2 separate regions of the Homo sapiens genome follow, and region 1 is linked to region 2. Evidence: chromatin loops called from intact Hi-C (ENCODE). Cell type or tissue: right lobe of liver. All regions are shown on one strand. Links, peaks and the distances in the headings refer to the core of each region. The heading gives the core; the rest is flanking DNA. Region 1 overlaps C1orf21 (chromosome 1 open reading frame 21). Region 2 overlaps C1orf21 (chromosome 1 open reading frame 21).

Region 1 (11,747 bases), core at 2,508-10,507, 73 kb before region 2:
TTACATCCAGGTTATAGAGCAAGACATATGTAAATACAATACATGTGTAAATATTTAGTAGATACATTTACAGCAAAAAAAAAAAACCCAGGTGAAATTAATTTTAATAATATTTTTATTTAACCTAAAGTATCAAAAATATTATCAATTTCAATAAGTAATCAGTATTTAAAAATATTAGTGAGATATTTTTCATTCTTTTTTCATGCTAAGTTTTTAAGAACTAATGCGTGTTTTATATATTTAACATATTTCAATTTGGTCACTAAATTTTCATCATAAATGCTTGATCTGTATTTAGGTTTCATAAAATTTACAGTTGAAAAAAGTAAATTCACATAACCAGGTTGTTCTAGTTGTACTTAAAAAGTTTTCCAATACCTAATTGAATATCCATTTTAAAATTTCAGTTAATTAAAATTAAATAAAACTGAAAATTTAGTTCCTCGGTCACACTATCTATGTTTCAAGGTCTCAGTAGCCACATATGGTTAATGGCTACCATTTTGGACAGTGCAGTTGTAGAGACAGTCATCTGTATTTTCTTTTAGTACTTGTGTGATTTTATCATGAACATTTACATGTATGAATTTATTTTGTTGTATGGTATGGAGAATGGATCTAATTTTTGCAACATGGCTATCTGGCATCACAAACCGCTTATTAAAAGTCCATCTTTGGCTAGGCAGAAGGAGCACTTGAGGCCAGGAATTTGAGACCAGCCAGGGCAATATAATGAGACCTCATCTCTTCAGAAAAATTTTATAAACTTAGCTGGGCATAGTGTTGCATGCCTGAAGTCCCAGCTACTCGGGAGGCTGAGGTGGGAGGATGGCTTGAACCCAGGAATTCAAGGTTACAGTGATTGTGCCACTGCACTCCAGCCTGGGTGACAGAGCAAGACCCTGTCTCAAAAAAAAAAAAAAAAGTCCATCTTTTTCCCACTGATTTGAGATGTGCCCCCCTTATATAATTCATTTCTATACATAGTTGGCTGTATTTCTGCATTTTCTGTTTTCCTCTATTGGTCTGTCCCTTCATGTTCCAATACCCTACTGTTTTAATCACAGAGGTTGTACAGTATGTCTTCATATTAAAACCATGGCAAGACGCCATTTCGCGTCTACCAGATTGACAAGCACCTGTCAATATTAAGTGTTTGGAAAAGGCACAGGGCAAAGGAAAGAAACATGCATACCATGCTGGTGAGAGTATAAGTTGTTAGAATAATTTTGAACAGACTATACCTTGTAAAGTGTTCCCCTGCTTCCCTTATCTTTCAGGGTAGCAGAATAAAGGAGTAGGGCAGGTAGCAAGGCTGGAGTGGGAGCAGTTTTGTCTAATAACTTCAGTTTGCCCTACCAATATTACTGTTTTCTTTACCAGTTGGATTGTGAAAAAGGTTGGGAAACACTGCCTTAAAAGAACTCTTAACATGTACAAGAATGCACAAAGTAACACTGTTGATAATACTGAAACCCTGCAAACAGTGTATATGTCTATCAACAGTGTAGTGAATAAAGAAATTGTGGTACATTCATATGAAACAATAGTAAGAGTAACCTACAACTGTGCGTGCCAACAGGGATGAATTCAAAAGCATAAAGATGAGTGGAAAAGCAAAATAGAAGACTAATACAATATGATTCTATTTATGTAAAGTTCAAAAACGGCTAAAGTAATATATTGTTTAAAGATAGACTCATAAATGGGAAGACTGCTAAGAAAAGCAGGGGAAGATTAACAAAATGCAGAAGGATAATTAATTACTTCTGGGGTGAAGGGTATGTTGTGCTTGGGCAGGGTTATACATGAGACTTCAGAGGTGCTTGTGATGTTCTGTAGGTATGTACATAATTGTTCATTTGCTTTTATACATTAAATTATACATGTATTATGTGATTATTTCATAACAAAAGAGAAACAAAACAACAAAAACAAAAATCTAGACACAGGAATAGGCTAACCGAAACTCAGATAATTAAATTTATGCTTGAGAAAAACTTCTTTCTCAAGTGGAACACTTGGCTTTTAATTTTTTATTTAGTGGCAATAACTTTTTGATTGATTGTGTTAAAGATTGCAGATAGAAATTTCCTTTTAGTGTCTGGGTCAAGCAGTAAGAAATCTGTTATTGTGTATTATACACACATGAATGACAATTACATCACCAGGTAACAATTAAAGGTAGAGTCATGGGTACTTTAACACTAAGCAGTTTTTTGGTACCATTTATGCAAAATATCATCATAGTCAATTTTAACTTTATTCAGCAGGAGATTTTTGAAGGAACATAATAAATAGGAAATGTTTATTAAGGATATGTTATATGCCAGATATAGCACCTACATTAACTCATTTAATCGGATAATAGCCCATGAAGAATTAGATATGGTCTACATTTTACAGATGAATAAACTGATACTCAGAGAGGTTAAGTAGCTTGTCCAAAGTCACACAGGAAGTACATGATGGGATTTTAATGCAGGTTTATCTGTCCCCAAAGCCTGTGTTTTCAGCTTTCTGTTCCAGAGTATCTTGTTAAGAACTTCAGGTGCTAATCTGTACCTTTTCTCAGTGGAGTCCTTAGTCCATTTTGTGCTGCTATAACAGAACAACTGAGACTGGGTAATTTATAAAGAACAAAAATTTATTTCTCAAGGTTCTGGGGTCTGGGAAGTCCAAGGTCAAGGTGCTGGCAGGTTTGGTGTCTCATGAGGGCCCAGTCTTGGCTTCCAAGATGGCTCCTTGAATGCTGCATCCTCCAGAGGGGAGGAACGGGAAAGCAGAAGAGCCGAGAGAAAGTGAGAAAGAGGGCTGGAGTTGCCCTTCTTTTCTGGCACCAATTCTACCCATGAGAGTAGAGCCTTAATGGTGTAATCACCTCTTTAAACTCTTGCCTCTTAATACAGTTACCATAGCAATTCAATTTCAACATAAGTTTTAGAAGGAACAAACATTCAAACCATAGCAAGGCCCATCCCAGAAGGTATTTCTGAAGTCCAGAGAAGGAAATCCTTGAATAGATTGTGGCAGTTCTTCACAATAGCTAAGTGAATGTTAACATCAATTTTAAGCTTGCTTTTCTTTAGTGCCATTAAACAGTCACTCTCTACCCCCTCGTGATGCGTCCTTTCATAGATTTGCTGGCCCTAAAGAATTTGATTGACTGGGCAGAGAGAGACCTGCTTGGATTTCTATTTGTTTGTTTTCTGATCTGAAGCCTTCCACAGATTTCCATCCTCAAGATTACCCTGGACATTAAAACCTTTCTTGGCTAAGCCTGTGCAAAACCCTTGCATCCCATTTCTCCTTGCATTAAAATTTTATGTGTCTGTTTCTCCAGCCTGTCAAAATTTTAAAACCTTTTTCTTAATTCTTCAGAGATTACCTTATGTTATGCAAATTGTGATATCAGCAAATGAAACGTTCCCTGGTCTTTTATCTGAATCATTATTTGGCATGTTTTTATTAGACCCAGTGCTAATAATTCTTTTTTTTTTCTTTTTGAGTCAGGGTCTTGCTCTGTTGCCCATGCTGGAGTGCAGTGGCACGATCACAGCTTATTGCAGCCTCAATCTCCCTGGCTCTATCAATCCTCCCACTGTAGCCTCCTGAGTAGCTTGGACTTCAGGAGTGTGCCACCATGCCTGGCAAATTTTTGTATTTTTTGGAGAGACAGGGTTTCACTATGTTGCCCAGGCTGGTCTTGAACTCCCAGTCCCAAGCCATCTACCTGCCTCGGCCTCCAAAGTGCTGGGGTTACAGGTGTGAGCCACCACACCTGGCCCTAAAAATTCCTATTATGCTTTAAAGTTACATCATGTTTATCTTTGCAGTTCCCCCATTCTTGCTACCCCTACTTTCCACTGATATTTTCGCAGAGAATGCAGCTGATGAAGGGGACAGGGTGGGAGGGAGCATTCAAATGAGCATTTGGTTGCTAGGGAACCTAGTTTACTCAGTAATTGTGACTTCCCAAAGTTGTTTAGAAATTACAGCAGAGCTGTTTGGAATCTCTGTCTATTCCTCTTTAGATTGGTGCTCCTCTAGCTTTGGAGATGACTGAAGTTCCTAAAGTTATTCAGTCTCTTTCCCTGGGAGCTGTTAGACTTGCTTTTTCCAGGGACTGAAGTGACAAAAAATTTATTCTAATCAAAATGAGGTCAGTGTAAGAGTGAAGTTGGTGAATCCCTATCTTATCTTCTGATCTGTAGGGATATGTGTGCCTCTCCAAGCCCCAGCAGGAGAGTTTTTATAGTGATACTAAAACCCTCTTTATATCTTCCTTCTATTTTCATTATATTTGAGTGTCTACCAAGTTTCCTTTCGGTTGAAATGTCAAGAAAAATACTTTCTCTTAGTATTATCTCAAATGAGAATTTTATGATCCTCTGTGTGAAGATAAAATCTCTTACATGTGTTTTGATTTTTCACTTTTTTGGGGATAATTACATCTCAAATTAACCAAGTTAAAAATGAACTCAATAGAATAAAATAAACTCCTGTGATTAGCAAGGGAGTAAAATGAGTATATCTAGAAATGAAATGCATGTAAAATTCATCTTGGTTTTCTACTCCTATGTTAAATTATATAACAACAATGCTGGGGCTCTTCTTTGGATCTTAAATATTGTCAATCACAAAGGTGGGATTAGACTGAGGGTGAGGGAGTAATACTCTTTTAAGAGAAGGAAAAAAAACATTGATATTAATGATAAGTGTTGTTTTTTGGAAAATGAAATTTGTATTAGAGTTTGTGGTAGGCTATTTATTAAGTGGCATAGAGGATCATAACTGGGAGGGGGAGGAATTAAGCTGGGTTAACACTGCTGGTCTTCTCTATGCAGCCTGAAGACAACCTTGTAATTTACAGAAGTGCATTCAGAACATCTTTTCCTGATTGCTCCTTTAAAGGGCTATTCAGGAAGGACTGGAGCCTTACTATGTCTGTTACATTGTGCTTTAATGGGCCAGCTGCATGTGTATCTAAGGGTAAGGGAAATTTATGGAGGCCATGGTCCAAATTTGAATGGGTTTGTCACAGTAAGTGTGTTTTTTCCTCCTTTCCACACTGCCTCCTACTCTGATTTTTCTTTTTATTTTTTGAGACAGGGTCTTGCCCTGTCACCCAGGCTGGAGTATAGTGGCATGATCACAGCTCACAGCAGCCTCAACTTCTGGGCTCAAGTGATCCTCTTGCCTCGGCCTACCAAAATGATGGGATTACAGGTGTGAGCCACCATGCTAGGCCCTGATTTTTTTTCTCTTTGTTTTTCTAGAGACCGAGTCTTGCTCTGTCATCCAAACTGGAATACAGTGGCTCAATCATAGTAGCTTACTGCAGCCTCAGGCTCCTGGGCTCAAGTGATCTTCCCACCTTGCTTTAGCCTCTCCAGTAGCTGGGACTATGGGTGCATATCACTAGGCTTGGCTAATTTAAAAAAAAATTTAGAGACAGGGTCTCACTATGTTGCCTAGGCTGGTCTTGAACTCCTGGTCTCAAGCAATCTTCTCACTTTAGCATTCCAAGTTGCTGGGACTACAGGCATGAGCCACCACACCCCATACCTCCCCCAACCCCAATTTTTCTGTGGAATTGAGTCTTTAATGTGGAACTAACTGTGGCTAAAACATTTTACATGTCTAAAATGGGAAAAAAATGAAATAGGTACCTAAATGGTATTTACCATAATTGAATGAATATGCAGCTACATTTGTCTGGTAACATGTAATGTGAAAAACTCAGAAAATCTCTCAGGTAAGATTTTCTTTTTAAGCTAAATGAGACTTTCCCCACGGGTCACATCCTGAGTTGTGCCGCATCCGCTTAGTGCAGCGTGTGCATCTGTTAAACAAATGAGTGCTCATGAGTCCAGAAATCCACAAACACCATTTCCCCCCAAAGCAAAGAAAATACATCACCTTGGATTATTTTGGTAGCTATAATAAATCTCTTACCTGCTTGCCTTTGAAGCATCATGACTTTTGTGGGGGAGTGGTGGGGGAAGAGGAAATAGAAGCATTTGAGGAAATATACTAGGTCTCTAGCAAATTATTCATGGCTGTTTGGATGCCAGATGAACAATATATTTGAATACTATTTATCCTTTTACAAAATGAAGTGTAAAGAACCCTAAAATAAAAAGTTATATATCTTGGTTGCGCTGATAGTCATGATAAATAGGAAACAGTTTGAAAAGGTCCCATGGTCTGGTTTCTGCACAGCATGGCCATATAAACTTCATTGCAGATGGGCTAATGGATGCCAGGTGAGAAAGGAAGCCCTAACCTTCCACATCAGGGTTTTAGAAACCATCAGGTGGGCCACAGACAGTCTGAGTTCTCATTTTCACTTTTTATTAACCTGGCCTCTATTTTTGTTACCTAAGATGATCGACATAAGACAGAGCAGCTGGAGAATTAATAACTCAATAATACTGAGATTAGGCAGCTAAGAATGAGAAAAGTGTCCTAAATAGAAATTGCAGCAATTCAGTATTTCCTCGCTGAGTAGGTAGATGACTCAATACACTTGGTAAAACATTAAAATTGCTCTATTAAGACTGGAATGTTGTGTTAATATTGTTACATCACAGTGGGGAATGGTTTATTTTTGTTGAGGGTGGTTTATTTGCAAATCAAACATAAAGCCTGAAAGGAAACATTACTTTTCATTAAATAGACGGCCAGCCGAATGAACAGAGAAGGTGAGTGAATTTATTCTGCTGCAGCAGCCCAGGGCTTGGAGGGTTTGTGCTTGTAGGAAAATTCTGCCCCCAAAGAGACTTTCATATTCCATCCCATCAGTGAGAAATCACTGTTCTACTGGGCTTTTCATTGCCTTGCTTTTTTTTCCCATTATTTTGAATCCAGATCAACAAAGGTTATTATTTGGGTCATTTGTTAGGGCCTGGAGCTTTGTTTGCTAAATTGAGCTATAAGTTAAACTGTTTACCATCAAGGAGGGATTTTTATCTGTGTTGAGTCTTTGTGAGGAGAGAGGAATCTCTGATAAGCTGCTAACTAGATAGAAAGTGAAGGCAATTCCCCTGAAGGCTTTACACCCCTTGGGGATAGTCTGACCTTTGAAGAGGCAGTTGTGAGGCCGATCAGGTTTCACCGCCTTTTCTCCAGCATCCCAATCTGATGAAGTCTCATGCATAATAAAAATGGCACATTAGGGTCCTTTTATTTAATTCTCACAATGCTTCCCCCAGAACATTTTAGAACAAAGTCTGTGCCTTAATCACATGGCCATTCTCACAGTGACCTAATGGGTTTGGATGTCAGCATTGGTCCTAGAAGAAACTACTGAGTTATTTCAGCTGAGAAGGTGAAATACGGGTAGTTTCCAACACTTCCGTTTCCTATTCAGCACTTTTTTGTTCTTTCTTTCTCAGTTTTCAAAGAAAGCTTCCTTTGGCATGTTTTCTAGTGCTGGGATGACCTGGGCCAGCAGTTGCCTAGACTAGGGTGGGATCTTACTGTAGTTTCTTCTGGTCTAGATGAGTCACAGCTGAGAGGCCCAGAAAATCTGCTGTTTGTATTTGTCAGTGAGCAGGTCCTTCTTATGTTGGCATTGACTTTAATATTTGCTTTTTGTAGAAAGAAATAACCTTACAATATTGGGGAGGAAGTGAAATGAGGTACTAATGGAAGGTTTGTGGGGTGAGGAATGTGGGCTGCGGGTAGGGGGATGGGAAGATTGCAGAAAATGACCCACAGGTGGATTTTTAGTACAGGTCCTCTTTCTAGTCCTACTGGAATGAAGGGATTCGTAATGGATCTTGGAAAATTAAAACAGAAAGAATAAGAAAGAAGGTGATCTTGACCAAAATAATATAACCATCTTGGTTATGACAACTAGCTCCTTATAGAACACCAACGAACTTACAGAGTGAGGTCTTTGGTCTACATGTCCTGCCTCATTTGTAGCTCATCTGCTACCCAGCACACCACCTGATTCAGGGTGGGCCTGGACAAATACGCACCAAATAGAATTAAATGTTATCATGACTCCAGGGGCTCTGGGTATTGACTGTTTAATTCCCTTCTCTGTGAATTACTGAGTAGTATTTTACTGTTCTAGACTATGCCTTCAGTTGGCTTTGCTCTTATTTATGCCCTTCTCTAGCAGCACTGCAGAGTAGCTCCCAACAGAAGAGAATCAAAACATTTATGTAAATTCGTATAATGGCAGGCAAAGACAGCAGAATAGGGATTCATGTATGAAAAATTGGCAGACTTATGAGAAATAAAAGTGATATATTAGACATGCTCTGTGGAGAAGAAAGTCCAGTAGGAAATGTATTTTTTTATTATGAATTGAAATAAAGTGTCTGATCTTAAATTTTAAAATATAGCTAGTAAATATACTGTAAGGTTCTTCTTATTTAAGAACTTATTGTTCTGGCCAAAGAAAAAAAGAACTATATTAGATAAAAGATCTGTGAATAGCTTGTGCATCTAGGAATAATAGCTTTGGAAGCAATGTCCTGATAATTATATCTGTGTCTGGGTAGGTGAAGATGTTTCAAGAAGTTTGAATTTATCTTGACAGGATTATGCTGAGATAAAGGATGATTTTTCAGGTGGATATCTTTGATTTTATACTTTTGTCCTAACTTTTGAAGACGTTGAATGATTTTCACCAAATTCACAATAGCGCAATGAACATTTTAGATTCAGTCTCGATTTAGTGTGCAAAACGAGAGTCAATTTGTTTCCAGGTGGACATATTTCTGTAAATTGAAACAAATTACAGTGAATTTTTATGTGGATGAAGGTTGCTAATGGCATATGATGGTATTAAATAAGAGGTTATAGTCACTTTTCAGATTTTCTTCTAATACATATATTCTTTGGATTAATTTTATTCAACATAGTGAAAGATTAATTTGCCATATATATTATATATATATATATATATATATATATATATATATATATATATATATTTTTTTTTTTTTTTTTTGAGATGGAGTTTCGCTCCTGTTGCCCAGGCTGGAGTGCAATGGTGTGATCTTGGCTCACTGCAACCTCTGCCTCCCAGGTTCAAGTGATTCTCCTGCCTCAGCCTCCCTCCTTACAGGCGCCTCCATGCCAGGCTAATTTTTGTATTTTTAGTAGAGTCGGGGTTTTGCCACGTTGTCCAGGCTGGTCTCGCTCTCCTGACGTCAGATGATACACCCGCCTTGGCCTGCCAAACTGTTGGGGTTACAGGGGTGAGCCACCGCGCCTGGCCTCGAAAATATTTTCTCCCCCTAAATCTCTGCATCAACTAGAGTTGCTTCTCTCAGGAAATTCTAAAATCCTGCAGAGATAATGTAAATGAAATAGTTCCGATTTGGAGAAAATGCCTTACTGCTAATTTTTTTGTTTAAACAGGAACATATGTGGTTTACGGGAAAGTTTGTGATCAGATGTAAGAGTCTGTGAGGTCCCATCTAGTTTTCAGGTTTTGGCTTTTCAGCAGGCTTGAAAAACCTACTGGCTTCTCTAGGTTCTAGAGGGCTCTTCTGCAAGCCCATTGGGGGACATTATTCCCTTATTAATGATTGCAAAATAATTAAGAATATTTATTTGTTCTTTGTAGTAGAATGTTGCTTGCTGGGCAGCTTTCCATACTATCAAGTCAGAGCATGGAGAGTTCAATGTTATCTTTTCCTTAAGCCAACGTAATGAAAAATTATTGGTTATGGGTATTTCCTTTTTTTTTTTTTTTTTTTTTTTGAGACGGAGTCTCACTCTGTCGCCCAGGCTGGAGTGCAGTGGTGCAATCTCGGCTCACTGCAAGCTCCGCCTCCCGGGTTCACGCCATTCTCCTGCCTCAGCCTCCCGAGTAGCTGGGACTACAGGCGCCCGCCATCACGCCTGGCTATTTTTTTTGTATTTTTAATAGAGACAGGGTTTCACTGTGTTAGCCAGGATGGTCTGGATCTCCTGACCTCGTGATCCGCCCGCCTTGGCCTCCCAAAGTGCTGGGATTGCAGGCGTGAGCCACCGCGCCCAGCCGGTTATGGGTATTTCTTAAGAAGCCATATATAAGAGCTTCTATATGTTCTGTCATAAACTTGAATTTGTCTTCAGTCCACCAAGTTTGTCTCAGAGGAATCTGGACCCAGATGTGAGATACAAAACTTATTTGATGCTCTCCTGGTGCTAATATGGTTGGACTACCTAAAATTATGCAGAGATGATTGTATATTTAGACATTATTTGATATGGCTGTTTATTGCCTAATAAAATCTTGAAGAGAAACTGGGATGAAAAGGCTTTACAATCTACCTCTGTCTCCCTTTATTGCAGAAGTCCGGACAGCTTTTCAATGTGATGGATTCTGTGGCAAGGATTACATCATTGGGGGGTTTTATATTTCTATAATTTTAGATTAGTTATTTTAGTTCCCTTACCCCCATTTTTAAATATTCCTGTCAGCTAAAACAAGGATTTTCTTAGGAAATGATGAAGCCAGGTTTAATTTCTACTTAGTGAGAAGACTGCATTACCACCCCACTGTTAAGGTGCAGGTATTGTCAGTAGGGCAAGGATGGGTTTTCTTTTGTAAGGAATGCATTTGAAGGGATAGATTACAGACTCAGGGTAATGTGAACCTGTTTCCATGCTTGGGAATGTCCTCCCAGGTGATGGACATCCCTTAGGGGAAGCCTCAGGTAGGATAAGCAAAGCCTAGGTTCTTATTTGCTTGTTTCTTAAAGAAACACAATAATAAAGACAAAAATGGTGTATGGATCAAACAGATGAAACCAGAAGAGTGTTAATATCCAGAAATGTATTCTCTAAGGCTCTGCCTAATTATATTAAAAGTAATTTGCAAATCTGGCCCTGAGTTTTCTGTAACCATATGAAAACAAGAAACACTATCAGTCACAAGATTCTGTTATAGCCTGGGCAACATAGTGAGACCCCATCTCTGCAAAAAAGAAAAAAAATAGTTGGGCATGGTGGCACACACCTGTCATCCTAGCTGTTGGGGAGACTGAGGCCAGAGGTTTGCTTGAGCCCAGGAGTTCAAGGTTGCAGTGAGCTATGATTGTGCCACCACACTCCAGCCTGGGCCACAGAGCGAGACCCTGCCTCAAAAACAAAAACAAAAAATTCAGTTATAAGAAAAGAAAAATATATATCATTGCTTTGGACAAGTGCAGCAGTTCCTACAACTGAGAGAGAAATTTCTCCTTGTGAAGGGACATTGAGAGTTGACAATTTATCTTTGCTTGGGAAAACCGAGATATCTTCCTTAGCCTTTCTAGAAATAATTCTGTTTTGATGACTGCAAGCATGGAGCATTGTGAGACACCACGTTTTACACATCTGGAGGAATTAACTCTCAGGATATACTCATCCCAAGATTCCTAAGAGCAAGTAAAGGAAACCTAATCTCTGTTATTCTTCCTGATATCTCTTTGGTGGACACCTGTTGCTGTGGTAATCCTGCAGTGTCCACCATGAAGTTTCTTCATTTCTTCAAGGGAAGGAGTGACTGGGACTTCATGGATGCTGAGATGTTATATGTATATACATGTGTGACAAAATATATGTGGGAGAAATTCTTAAAATGCTAATATTTGTCATCAAACCTAGAGGTGAAGCTCATCCTCACATCCCCGTAAAAATTATACAGAATATTTGCAGTCAGTTCTAGAATTTATTTGAACAAAATCTCATAGTATTAAGGATGACCAAAATAAGGGAGTGAAGCGTAGATGTCATGTATTAACATA
Region 2 (11,747 bases), core at 2,585-10,584:
GGGAATCCAAAACAGCAGCAATAGCAGCAGCAATAACAACAACAACAACAGCAAAAGCAGAAGTAGCAACAGCATTGGCTGCAGCAACAAAAACAGCAACTCGCAGCAGCCTCCGGGTTAGAGAGGGGATTCTTCCCTTCTCCCACCTTTACAGCTGAACCCCTTGTCCTCTCCCTCTTGTCTAATATTTCATTGATGTTTCTTCAAAAACTATGACAGGTTGACAGAATGGACCTCTCCACAACTCATTTAATATTTTCTCACAGTGTGCTCTAACTTGGATCAGAAAGAGTACCTATGGTCTTACGATGTCCTTTATTCAGTTGAATGAAGGTAGCAAGGCCTTCTGCAGGCCCTTCACGAAGTATCAGCAGTCCAGTCCTCAGCCCTGCCCCCCCATCCCCACCTGACCCCTCTGAAATGAACACACACAAATAGGCCATGCTCTTCCACATTCTAGTGTCTTAGCTCAGTCTGTTCCTTGCAGCTGAATAATGCTACCATCCTTTCAGCCTGGTAAATTTCTACCAAACCTTTGATACCCTACAAAAATACTACTTCTTTCCTCTGCCCAGTCATAATCTAATCTGCTTTTTTGAATTCTGCATTGCCATAGATTCCTGTGAAACCACAATCAGAGCTTGTATTACACTGTATTGCGTGCAATTTTTTAAATGTCAGCATCTCTTCTCCATAAGGCCCCTGAGCTCTATACACCAGTATGAATAGACCATCAAATAGAAATACTGTAGCCTTGAAGACATTACTGCTAAATAATGGAATAGGGTGTGTGTGTGTGTGTGTGTGTGTGTGTGTGTGTGTGTGTGTGTGTGTCCATCCACAGGCCTGGATTTCATATAGTTTGAGATGAAGACTTGTTAACATTAAGTTACATCAAGTATGGGGAAGATATAAACATTAGCCATCTAGGAGAAAATCTTCCTGGTTTGTAGAACTTTACCAACCAACTCTACACTTCCTATTAATAATTTAACATAACCACTGATAGAGAATAGTTTGAAGAATTATATGAGAAATGACCAATGTTATAGTCATTGTCAATATTTATGGCAATTTGTATTTGCTTGGCTTAATTTAAGATCACTGCCTTTTTATCTAAGTTCATTTATTAGATCGATTATGTTAATTTGAAAAATTCTCTTTGCTGAGATTTTATGGCTTAAATGATTAAATTTCTACATCCAGAGATGTCCTTAGTGCCCTAGCAAGGAGGGTTTAGGAGCTCTAGTCTTCTTGGTAGAGAAAGCTTATAGCTACTGTGTAGTAGCACTATCTGTGAAACTTGAGAAACTTCCACTGTTCATGGGCGGGGGGCAGTGGGACGTGGGTGCTGATGAAGATTCAAAGAGGCTTGATGCCTTCTTTGTTCTGCCAGGACTCTGAGGAGGTAAGGGCCTGTATTACAGTGGGAGGGATGGAAACAAAGGAATGTGTAGGAGAGATGTTTCAAAAGAAACATTTACAAGACTGGAGTAAGTCATCTATAGGCCTGGAATGGTTGGGTGAGGATGATGAAAGCATAAAACAAAAATGAGCAAGTTGAGCAGAGCAAACACTCAGAATTTGAGGAGCCACCTTGGATGGGGCAGGGAAAGGTAAAGTCACTTAAGTCAATTTGAAGATTATCTCTTTTGCAGTGTATCTGTAAATACTCTTTAAGCCTTTATGAGAAATCGGTAGAAGCATGAAGTTTACGCCAAAAGCTTGACAACTGCTTTGTTGCTTTTCTTCATATTTTGACGTCTTCTGCCCAATCCTTAAAACATTTGGCTAGCTAAGCAGAAAATGGACAGAAGTAAGTTTTAGACCTTGCCCCATCTCCTTCCTTTGTCTCCAAAACAGTGTCACCTCAGGTAAAATAAAATACTGAATTATTTACAGCCTTAACCAGAAATGTATAAAGTAGCCCATGTACCAGTCTGAGGAGGATGGCTACCGTTTCCTGGCAAAATTTGAGGAGCTGGGAGGGCTGGCTTCAGGGTAGAATGAGGAAGATGAAGAGCTTTTCCCAGCCTCCTGAACTAGGTGGATCTCAAGAGTGGGCTCTCCTTCCTCGACAGTTTTTGAGATTTCAGAACATTAGTAAACTTACAGGTACTTTAAGAGTATGTATGGCAAGCAGTAGTGCCCAAATACGTATTTGAATAAATACGTATTTTTGGTATCTCCTCAAAAAGTTCACTCCTTGGCCATGTGTTGCATAGGGACATGCCTTTCCATCTTGCTTTCTGAGTGGGAAATCAAGTGAGAATGGGCCACGCTGCACATGGTTCTTCTGTGCCCACCACAACACCAGTGCGATGGGTGGGTCTGTGCATGACTTCTAGTATACTGCAGGGCACAGCACACCAACATAGTGAGGCTTGTGTTTTGCTGCAGTCACTGCCCATTCTAATCTAGCTTTCTTTTCTTGCAGGTGCACACATCTTGACCAACTCAGCAGCAAGGTGGATTTTCTTTGTGTTTAAAGAAAAAAAATGTCCCTGTGTCTGTAGAGATGATTTGCAGTTCAGCCCGGCTGAAGCTGACCGAATGAGACTATGGGCTGTGCCTCCGCCAAGCATGTTGCCACTGTTCAAAATGAAGAGGAAGCCCAGAAAGGGAAAAACTACCAGAACGGAGATGTGTTTGGCGGTGAGTCCTATCAAACTTGACTCTTGACCCATTGATTCTAGGCCTTTCACTTTTTTTTATTGATACATAATATTTGTACATATTTATGGGGTGCTTGTGATATTTTGTTACATGCCTAGAATGTGTAACGATCAAGTCGGTATTTAGGATATCTATCACCTCGAGCATTTATTGTTTCTGTGTGTTGGGAACATTTCAAAACGTATCTTTGAGCTATTTGGAAACATACAGTACATTATTTTTAACTATAGTCACCCTACTCTGTTATGGAACATTAGATCTTATTCCCTCTAAGCCTTTCATTTTTGTGACAGTGAATAATTACAGTGATTATTGGGTTATACCGTCTGAGGTGAAAGGGTGATGAGACCTAATGGAAATCAATGTGGATCTTTACTTTGGATCATCTACATCATAATTTATACAAAGTGGTATTTGAGGAGGAACATGGAGGTTTTTTTTGCAGGAGCTAGCATTTAAATCAAGCTTCAAAGAACCAGCAGAATTTAAATTGGTGCATGGGACAGTGGCCATGGGGTGTCCTAGTAGAGGAGAACTGTAGGACTAAAAACAGAAGTCCAAAAGGGGAGTGAGTGAGGATTTATAAATGAGGGAGTGAGGTGTTTTTTTTTAAAGTGTAATAGAGAGTGAATTATACATTTTCAGATTTAAAATAAAAATACAATGAATCTAATAATCATCTTTTAACCTCTCTCTGTTGAATCAAAATGACTTTAGGATATCTAGTGCAAAGGCCACAGATTGGCAACCCATGGCCACACCTGGTCTGCAAATACATTTTTTTTGCCCCCTCCCCAAAGAATTTTAAAATAAAAAGCAAGACAGCCTTTAAAAATCAGGATATTTCACATAAAACCTCAAATTTCTTCAAAAGAGCTGGCAGCAATAGGTCTTCATTCCTTGAGACAACCGTCAGGAGGTGGGGTAGCAATTGCCCCTGCAGCCAGGCTGTGGCCTCCAGTGAACTGCTAACGCTTCCCCGGTGCATGCACACCGAGTTCAGTTTGCTCATTGACATTACCTGGCCACTTACAGGCTATTATGCTTGCCTGATCTTGAGATTGGCCCTTAGATGATTATTTTGAAGTATGGATATATAAACAAAATTTCAATTAGTACCAGGCAGATGAAGCAATTTTTGTGGAATTATTTTAACAATAATACCTACTACTTGACATTTGCACGATGCTTTCATTTATAAAAACACTTCTTCAACTCTTAGTAAGGGACATCATAGAGATATGTTGTAGAACCTCACTGAGATAATGTTTACGTGTAAATAACTGTAGCTGCATCATTCAGTCACTGTCAAATAATTCTACTACTTTTAGAATCTCTAGCTTTTGGTTCATTGTAATGATTGTTTTAGTCTCCTGGTGAAGAATTGGGAATGGTACGAAAGAGCTAAGCCACAGTTAAAAGTGGACTCGTGTGTTTGGGAAGAAAACTGTTGCATTTTGTTCCAAGGAGATGCACTAATTGCCTGGAACAAATTTGTTTCTACTGGTAACTACCTATAGCATTGAGAACTGTGGAGAAGAGTAACATATATGAACATCTTAATAAAACTACAGTCCAGATCTCTGAAACCACAGTTTTTAGGGAAAGAGTTGATTGGAACTAGAGTCATTACTGTCATCCTGAAACGCTTGACTTTTAAGAGAAAATAATCTAACATCAGGGATTTGTTTAACTTCTACCTGATGTCCTGTGTCATTATCATTTTTATAATAGAGCTACCATTTATGGAGCCGTCACCATGTGTCAAACATCGCAAGGCATTTACATTCATTTTTATGTTGAATTTTCACAACAATCTTGTGAAATATGTGCTACGCAAATTTTACATACTTGGAAACTGAACACAGAGAGACGGACTTGTCCGAGGTTACCCAGCTACGAAGTGCTAGAATCCAGATTGCTCAGACTCCAAAGTCCACCTTTCTTTCTCCATGTTGTTTCCTGATGCCGTGCAGCCTCCCATAGGTCTTTTTTTTTTTTTTTTTTTTTTTTTTGAGACAGTCTTGCTCTGTGGCCTAGGCTGGAGTGCAGTGGTGCGATCAGGGTTCACTGCTGCCTTGACTTCCTGGGCTCAAGTGATCCTCTCACCTCAGCTCCCTGAGTAGCTTTGGGACTACAGGCACGTGCGCTCACACCTGGCTAATTTTTTATATTTTTAATAGAGATAGGGTTTTGCCATGTTTCCCAGGCTGATCTAAAACTCCTGGACTCAAGCAATCTGCCCACCGTGGCCTCCCAAAGGGCGGGGATTACAGGCATGAACCACCACACCCGGCCCTCATTCTTTAATGCACAAAAGTATTGATTGGTCTGTATCCTATGTATAAGGCCTTTTGCTAAATGCCATGGAGATTACAGAGGTAAATAATCCATAAACCTTGCCATCTAGGACTTTGTAAGAAGATAAGGAAGTGTTACGAGGTAGAATAAGCCAAATGCCCGAAGAGGAAAAGACATACCTCATGATAACAGTCAGGGGATAGATGCTCTGCCTTAAACCGCAGAATCAGAGCAGATTTCTTACAGAGATGACATCCAAACCTGGCCTTAAAGGACTGAAAGAACAAAACCTGTCTCAATCTAAACTGGAAAAGGAACAGCTAGGTAATGTAAGACTTATTCAAGAATAATAAATATTCTAATTTATGGAACTAATGAATGGAACATAAACTATAAATGGGACAGAATTGGCTAGAAAACTAAGTTAGGGTTAAATTATGGAGAACTTCGAATACCAAATGACAGTCTTTAAAAAGATAACCTTAGATTGTCAGAGCAAGATTTGGTGATATTCAATACGTTGTGCTTACATTCTGCTTGGCAATGAGACCACTTAACCATCCCTTCACAACTTGTATAGCCAGGAAGACTCTATTGTTCTAAAGCACCATGTGTATTTTGCAGATGTTAGCATCTGATAAAGGAGCTTTGTGTTAGTCAACTATTGCTGCGTAGACTGTAACAAACTCAGGTTCAGTCACTTGCCACTTGCAGAGTCTAATTCACAAGAGCGAGGTCTGGCATAAAGAAAGTGACTTTATTCCATAGCTTAGCCTGGGGGAAGAGGTACAGGCTCCTGCCTTTAAGAGCACTGTTTTGCTTTTGGGGCAGAAAGCATGGACTTTTAAAGGGGGACTTGGCATGAATGGCATTCAGAGGAGGGAGTGAGCAGTTGGGGGTCTGCGTGACTCGCTTTCGTGCTTAATCTACTGGTGGTCGAGCTGGCTGCATCACAAGCAGAGCTAGGTTGTATAGTGGCCTTTGTCTCAAGACACTCTCCAGGTGGGAGAGCCTTCCATCAGGGACATACTTTAGGTTGCAAATTGACTGTTGTCTCTTGAGGCAATCTCCTTGTGGGAGAGAGTTTCTGCCCTGGAGCTTCAAAGTAAGCACGTAGTTAGATAAGCTTCCAGTGTAGTGAGTGTCTGGTGAAGGGAAGGTAAAGGTTATGATTGCATTTCTGAAGAGCTAGGTAGGAAATGGGAACAGAGGAAAAGAAGGAAAGAGAAAAGAAGAAATAACTTAAAAAAAAACTCTCTCTCTTAGAAAAATGGGGATACTTGGTTACAAGACAACTTGAAGCTCTCAGTCGCATTCCACAGTAACTGTTTCTTTCTTGATTATGAATTGGTGGGTCAGCTGTGGTGACACTTCTCTATGTATCTCTCATCTTTCTCCAGGGACCAGCAAGCTAGTGGGGGCATGATCTCCTTTCACAGAAGGGCAAGTGTGCAAGTGATACATATGGTGCCTCTGAAGCTTGGACTTAGAGCTGGCACACTGTCACTCATACCCACATGCCACTAGCCAAAGCAGGTCACATGAGTGAGCCCAAAGTTAGGCAAAAAAGCACACTCTGACCACAGTGCATTTACAGCAAGGGTATAGGTGCAGGGAGGGTCAAGATTGGGGCTAAAAATCAGTTTACCCCAAGCCCACCTGGTCATTGCTCTCTCTGTGCCTCTGTGTAGTTCATGCCATAAAGCGTCGTTTAAGGCCTCTGCTAAATTTTCTTCATCCTCCCAACACCCACATTGAAATTTTATTTACTCCAGCATTCTATCATTTTGTTAATCTCTCTAACATAAATATTAGGAAGTTTGTGGGATTGTGTTAAATACAGCAGGAATACAATGGGGAGAGAACTTCACCAATCAAGGGAGATACTTTTTCTAGCCCTGCAGGGCTCTGGGGGAAGAATTACCAGAATCCAATGTCAAGACAGTTCCAGTACCCTAGATATTACTGAATATCACATTTTAAATATGACGAGTTAAGGTCTTGTCTGTGTTTCTTCACTTAAATTAATTCGCAAGGAGAAGAAGTTTTCAAAATCCCACAATGATCACAGATGGTGGCAGATGAGTGATAGTGATAGGCCCACTTTTTAACCATTTGTAACCCATTATTTCTGTGGTCTCTTATTGTGTAACAAATACCCCAAACATAGTACCTTGAAACATAACCAGCTTATTATTCCTCACGATTCTGGGGGATGGCTGGAGTTCATCTGTTGTTCTCTCCCGGGCTCAGTCATGCAGCTGCATACAGCTGGGATCTCAGCTGAACTCAGCTATCCCAGATGGATTTGGGCTTCTGTCCACAAGGCCACTCTTTCCAGCTGGGTAGCCAAACTTTTCAGCCCGGCTTCCAAGAGAAAAAGTGGAAGCTGCCAGGCCTCTTAGGACCTGAGCTTGAAAGTTCAAGAATGCTACATTTGCTGCCTTCTGTTGATGAAAGCAAGTCATAAGACCAGCCTAGAGTTGAGGGAATAGAGTCTCTCCACCTCTTGAGAATGTGCCCGTAGAAAGAGGAGGAATTGTTGGGAGCCGTCTTTGGAGACCAACGCCCATTGCAAGAGGAAATTATGACTCCATGACTGGGATATATTTCAACCTGGACAATTATATTCTGCTTTCTAAAATACCCCTCTGTTTTTCACCGAATAAAGTGACCTTATTTATGCTTTAAAAGCTAAACATTTAAAATGTTTTAAATGTTATTACCACATGTTGTTGAAGATGTGACAAAGTCTGTGAAGGGTGGCATATTTGGGGATGGCTCTGAAGTATGTGTCTCTGAGTGTGTGTACACACACATTTGATCCTTTTCCTAAAGGTGTTAATTTAATTTCAAAGCTTCTGAAGACATCCTCAGGAGCTTTGATGCCCAATGTGTTTATACAAATGGTAATTTCCATTTTTTTGAAGCAGTTTGGGCGCCATGATGTCTTGGTTATTTAGGAGCTCCACCACAACAAATGTGTGTGACAGAATTTCTGTAGCATGTTCCACCATGCAGAATTAAATGCTAAATGGGCATCTTGACTCCTAGATTTCAGAAAATTTAGGAAATCATTGACAAGGAACTTCACCAGTGATATTTACTTACATATTTTCTTTCACTTTAAGTGTTGAAGCATAAAAAGTTTCAGATCTAAAGTTCTGCCTGACACACTGTGGCCCTTTCAGAGGTCAGATCCACTTCAGAAGGTTTCATCTTCAGATTGGAATTTTCCTTCTCTCAGTTGTCAGGGCAGATGTGAATAGTGGTCAGCAGATCTGCTGAGGTCATTCAGAGGACAGCTGAGCAGATTGCCAAGACCAGCTTGCAAAAAGTAAGTGACCAACAGGTTCAAGTTATCATGAACTGGTTAAGCAAGTTCTAGAAGGCCAAGTGCTTATTGGATTTCTTTCAACAGTCATTCTCTTAGACAACTAAAGTGGGTGCATAGAACACATTTAGGCCTTATTAGGGAAATTAATACGTCAGGCTTGAGATCATGATCTCTCCTGCAGCCCGCCCCCAAGTGGGGAGAAACTCTTACAGTTATATTGACTTCCTTTTCTGCGCTTTTTCTGTTTCCAGTGTTTCAATAATGTAGGCTTTAAACTTGAGTCACTTTTGGCTTTTGCAGTTAGTTTCCAGATCCTATAAATCTCACTCTCTCCTAGCATTGCTTTTCTTACCACCACTGTAGTTTAGGCTGTGACAGCCCATCACCCCAAGAACTGCAGTGTCCTCAGGAGGAATCTCCTGTTAACCTCCTTTATTGCTTGTTTGTTCCTTTGCTTGTTTTTGGTCTGTTTTTACTTCTTCATTTTTTGGCACCACTATCAGATCAGCTTTTTAAAGTACTCCTCTGTTGGTATTAAATCTTCTCTAGAACTTTCTGTTTGTGCCAATAAATCCCAAATCCTTAGTGAACATCCAAGGCACCTGAAGGTGGCTCATATCCACCTTTGCTGCCTTTGTGTGTGTGTGTGGGGCGGGGGTGGGGGGTGTATGTGTGTTTTGAGATGGAATCTCACTCCATCGCCCAGGCTGGAGTGCAGTGGCGTGATCTCAGCTCACTGCAACCTCCGTCTCCTGGCTTCAAGCAATTCTCTTGCCTCAGCCTCCCAAGTAGCTGGGATTACAGGCACCCACCACCGCGCCCGGCTAATTTTTGTATTTTTTTTTTAGTAGAGACAGGGTTTCACCATTTTGGCCAGGCTGGTCTTGAACTCTTAACCTCAGGTGATCCACCCGCCTTGGCCTCCCAAAGTGCTAAGATTACAGGCGCAGCCTTGTTTTGTACTCTGTTCCTTCATGATCGCCTTCTTCAGTCAACTGAGCAAGGCAGCCTTGTGAACTTATCCTGCATCTTCGCTGCTCTAGGCCCTCCAGTACATGGTGACCTCTGCTTGGCACGGGCCCGTTTTCTCGACTTCATGTCTTTAAATCCTGCTTGTTTTCCAAATATAAACTTTTATACAGAGCTTCCTCTAATACCTTCAGAAGGTATCTCTTTCCTGCCATCCCAGAATACTTTTTGTTTATTTGATTTATTTGTTTATATGTCTAATCTCTCTTGTGAGCTGGTTAGCTCCCCGAAGGCAGGAACTGCATGGGCTTGAGAGGACAGAGGGCTCCCAGATGGCCAAGGAGCTGGAGGCAGAGAGATTGTTCAGGAATCAGGTTGGGCACTGACTGAACCAGCCCTCCCATATAACTAAGGTGGCCTGCACTGCTGCCAAGTTTGGCTTAAGCCTGATGTTTATAAACATCCCTTTAAATGGAGGGGCTTAGATTATTGCAGTAAATTCTTCTGGAATGATGGTGTGAGACTGAGCAGCAGTAAAGCGAGCAAGAATTTGGCTGCTTTCTTTCACTTGGACTTTGTATTGCTATGTGGCTTCAGTTAAGTTCTGATCCTTGGGTGTACCTAAATGAGAGCATATAACAGATGCTTGTGGCTGTGTGTGTGTGTGTGTGTGTGTGTGTGTGTGTGTGTGATGGTGTTATGCCAATCTATTACTCATCTAAAATGCTGTGAGACCTATTTCACAAGGTTATGGTGAAAATTAAATGAGAAAATACATCAGATTTATTCAGAAATTAAAAGCACTTGGAGGCAAAGTCATAATTCACTGTTTATGTCTCATAATTTTTGATTGCATTCAGCGAAGATGGATTAAAGATACCTGTGTTTGTGGACAGTAACAGAGAGAATAATGTTTGTCAGTGCAGTCCAGCACAGTACCCATGAGCCACATGTGGCTATTGAGCATGAGAAACGTGACTAGTCCTAATTGAGATGTGCTGTAAGTGTAAAATGAGCTTTTAAGTTTCATATTAAATGAATATTTAATATGAAAAAAGAATATAAAATAGCTTATTAATAATTATTGATTACATGTTAAATGATATATTTTAGATCTATCAGGTTAAATAAAATATATGAAGATGAATTTCACCTGCTGCTTTTTATCTAATGTGGCTACTAGAAGCATTAAAAGTACACACATAACTCACATATTTCTATTGCACAGTGCTGATTTATGTGACTGAGAGGTAGCAGTGGTAGTGTGAGAATTTCCTTCTCTTTCAAGTTTTAGTTTTTATTGGATCTAAGAGAAAAGGAGTTTGATGGAGGCAGTGGCCCTCATTTTCTGCTTGGAATCTCTATGCATTAAGTGAGCACTAGGTGTGTACACTCAGCCTTTTGTGTGTCAGGGGGTGATTTGGGCAAAGAGGGGTACATGGGGGACCACCAGAGAGGCAGAATTGGGAGGCAGCTTGGCCAATGAACAGGAGCAATGCCACCTTGCTCCTCTCTGTGCTGCTTAGTGATAGACTTTAGCTGCCTCTACTGTAGCTGTTTTGCTGGCATAAGGAAGCTTCTGTTGGCTTCTGAAGCTGTTATTTCCCGAAGGTGAGAGAGAAAATCATGTTTCCCTTTTTCTGTTTTTAGTGAATCATAGGAGACAGTAAAGAGCCCTAAGGGCAGGAGAAGTGTTTGACGGATTTGTGATAGGCCAGATTATAGTCATAAAAGCTGAGAAATTTAAGTCAAGATAAGTGAGGAACATGGTCTTGGGTTTAGGCTTTGAAGACTCCCTGATGTCTTGAGCTGAGCCTCAGAAAGGTCTTAATGGCTCGAAGTGCACATGGGGCTCATGGAATCACAGAAGCCAGTCGACCTTGGCTCAGAGCTTTTAACTGCATTCTTCTGAAGTAAAAGTGCTCAGCCCAGTGTCTGACTCAGAGAAGGTGCTCAAAATATGTTAGTTTTATTTCCTTTTAGGTGGTTCCTGGGCCATGCTGATGCTCATTTCAATAGGGAAAATGAAACATGCGTGTATGTGAGCATGGAATGGAGTAGTTGTGAATTCTGTCTTACCAGCTGGGGTTTGATTCCAGTGTCACCACTGCCTGTGCTGTTTTGGATTTATAACTTAGCTGCATTTGTTTCCAAATCTATAATATGGAGGTAATAATGGTATCCACCACTTGGAGTTCTGAGGAGGAACACATAGTTAATAAGGAGAGCGTCCAGAACAAGGCCAGTGCACAATTAGCATGGAAGCACTTGTTATAAATAGTAGATGGGCCTGAGTAGACTGGCCCCACCTCTTCACTCTCCTCCCCTCGGCCAGCACAAAATAGATACCATGCTAGATGCCGCCTTGATGCCAAGTTTGGTCTAGCTGAGGTAAAGCCAGCAAAAATTTCTACTTGGAAACGTTTTCTATGACAGAAAGTTAAGAAATGCTCTATACTTTCTA

What was found. A loop is a pair of places that touch in the nucleus more often than their neighbours do. Peaks named below come from ENCODE experiments on the same cell type or tissue, not always from the same donor. Only the 100,000 strongest peaks of a DNase experiment are listed, where the experiment ranks them.
Region 1: it touches region 2 in a loop (7-fold over the local background); 6 of 110 quality-filtered maps call a loop at or near these places.

What each region holds. Positions count from the first base shown.
Region 1 is chr1:184,401,705-184,413,451 of GRCh38, forward strand. All of the region lies in intron 1 of C1orf21 (chromosome 1 open reading frame 21), which reads left to right. Among named protein-coding and RNA genes, the nearest start is that of C1orf21, 21 kb to the left of the region's middle. In right lobe of liver, for the core only: no CTCF peak of the experiment used is centred there; no DNase peak of the experiment used is centred there; H3K27ac peaks cover 551 bases.
Region 2 is chr1:184,474,949-184,486,695 of GRCh38, forward strand. It overlaps C1orf21 (chromosome 1 open reading frame 21), which reads left to right. Exons shown (of 6, transcript NM_030806.4): 2 at 2,438-2,655. The coding sequence starts at 2,562. Among named protein-coding and RNA genes, the nearest start is that of C1orf21, 94 kb to the left of the region's middle. In right lobe of liver, for the core only: no CTCF peak of the experiment used is centred there; no DNase peak of the experiment used is centred there; H3K27ac peaks cover 2,419 bases.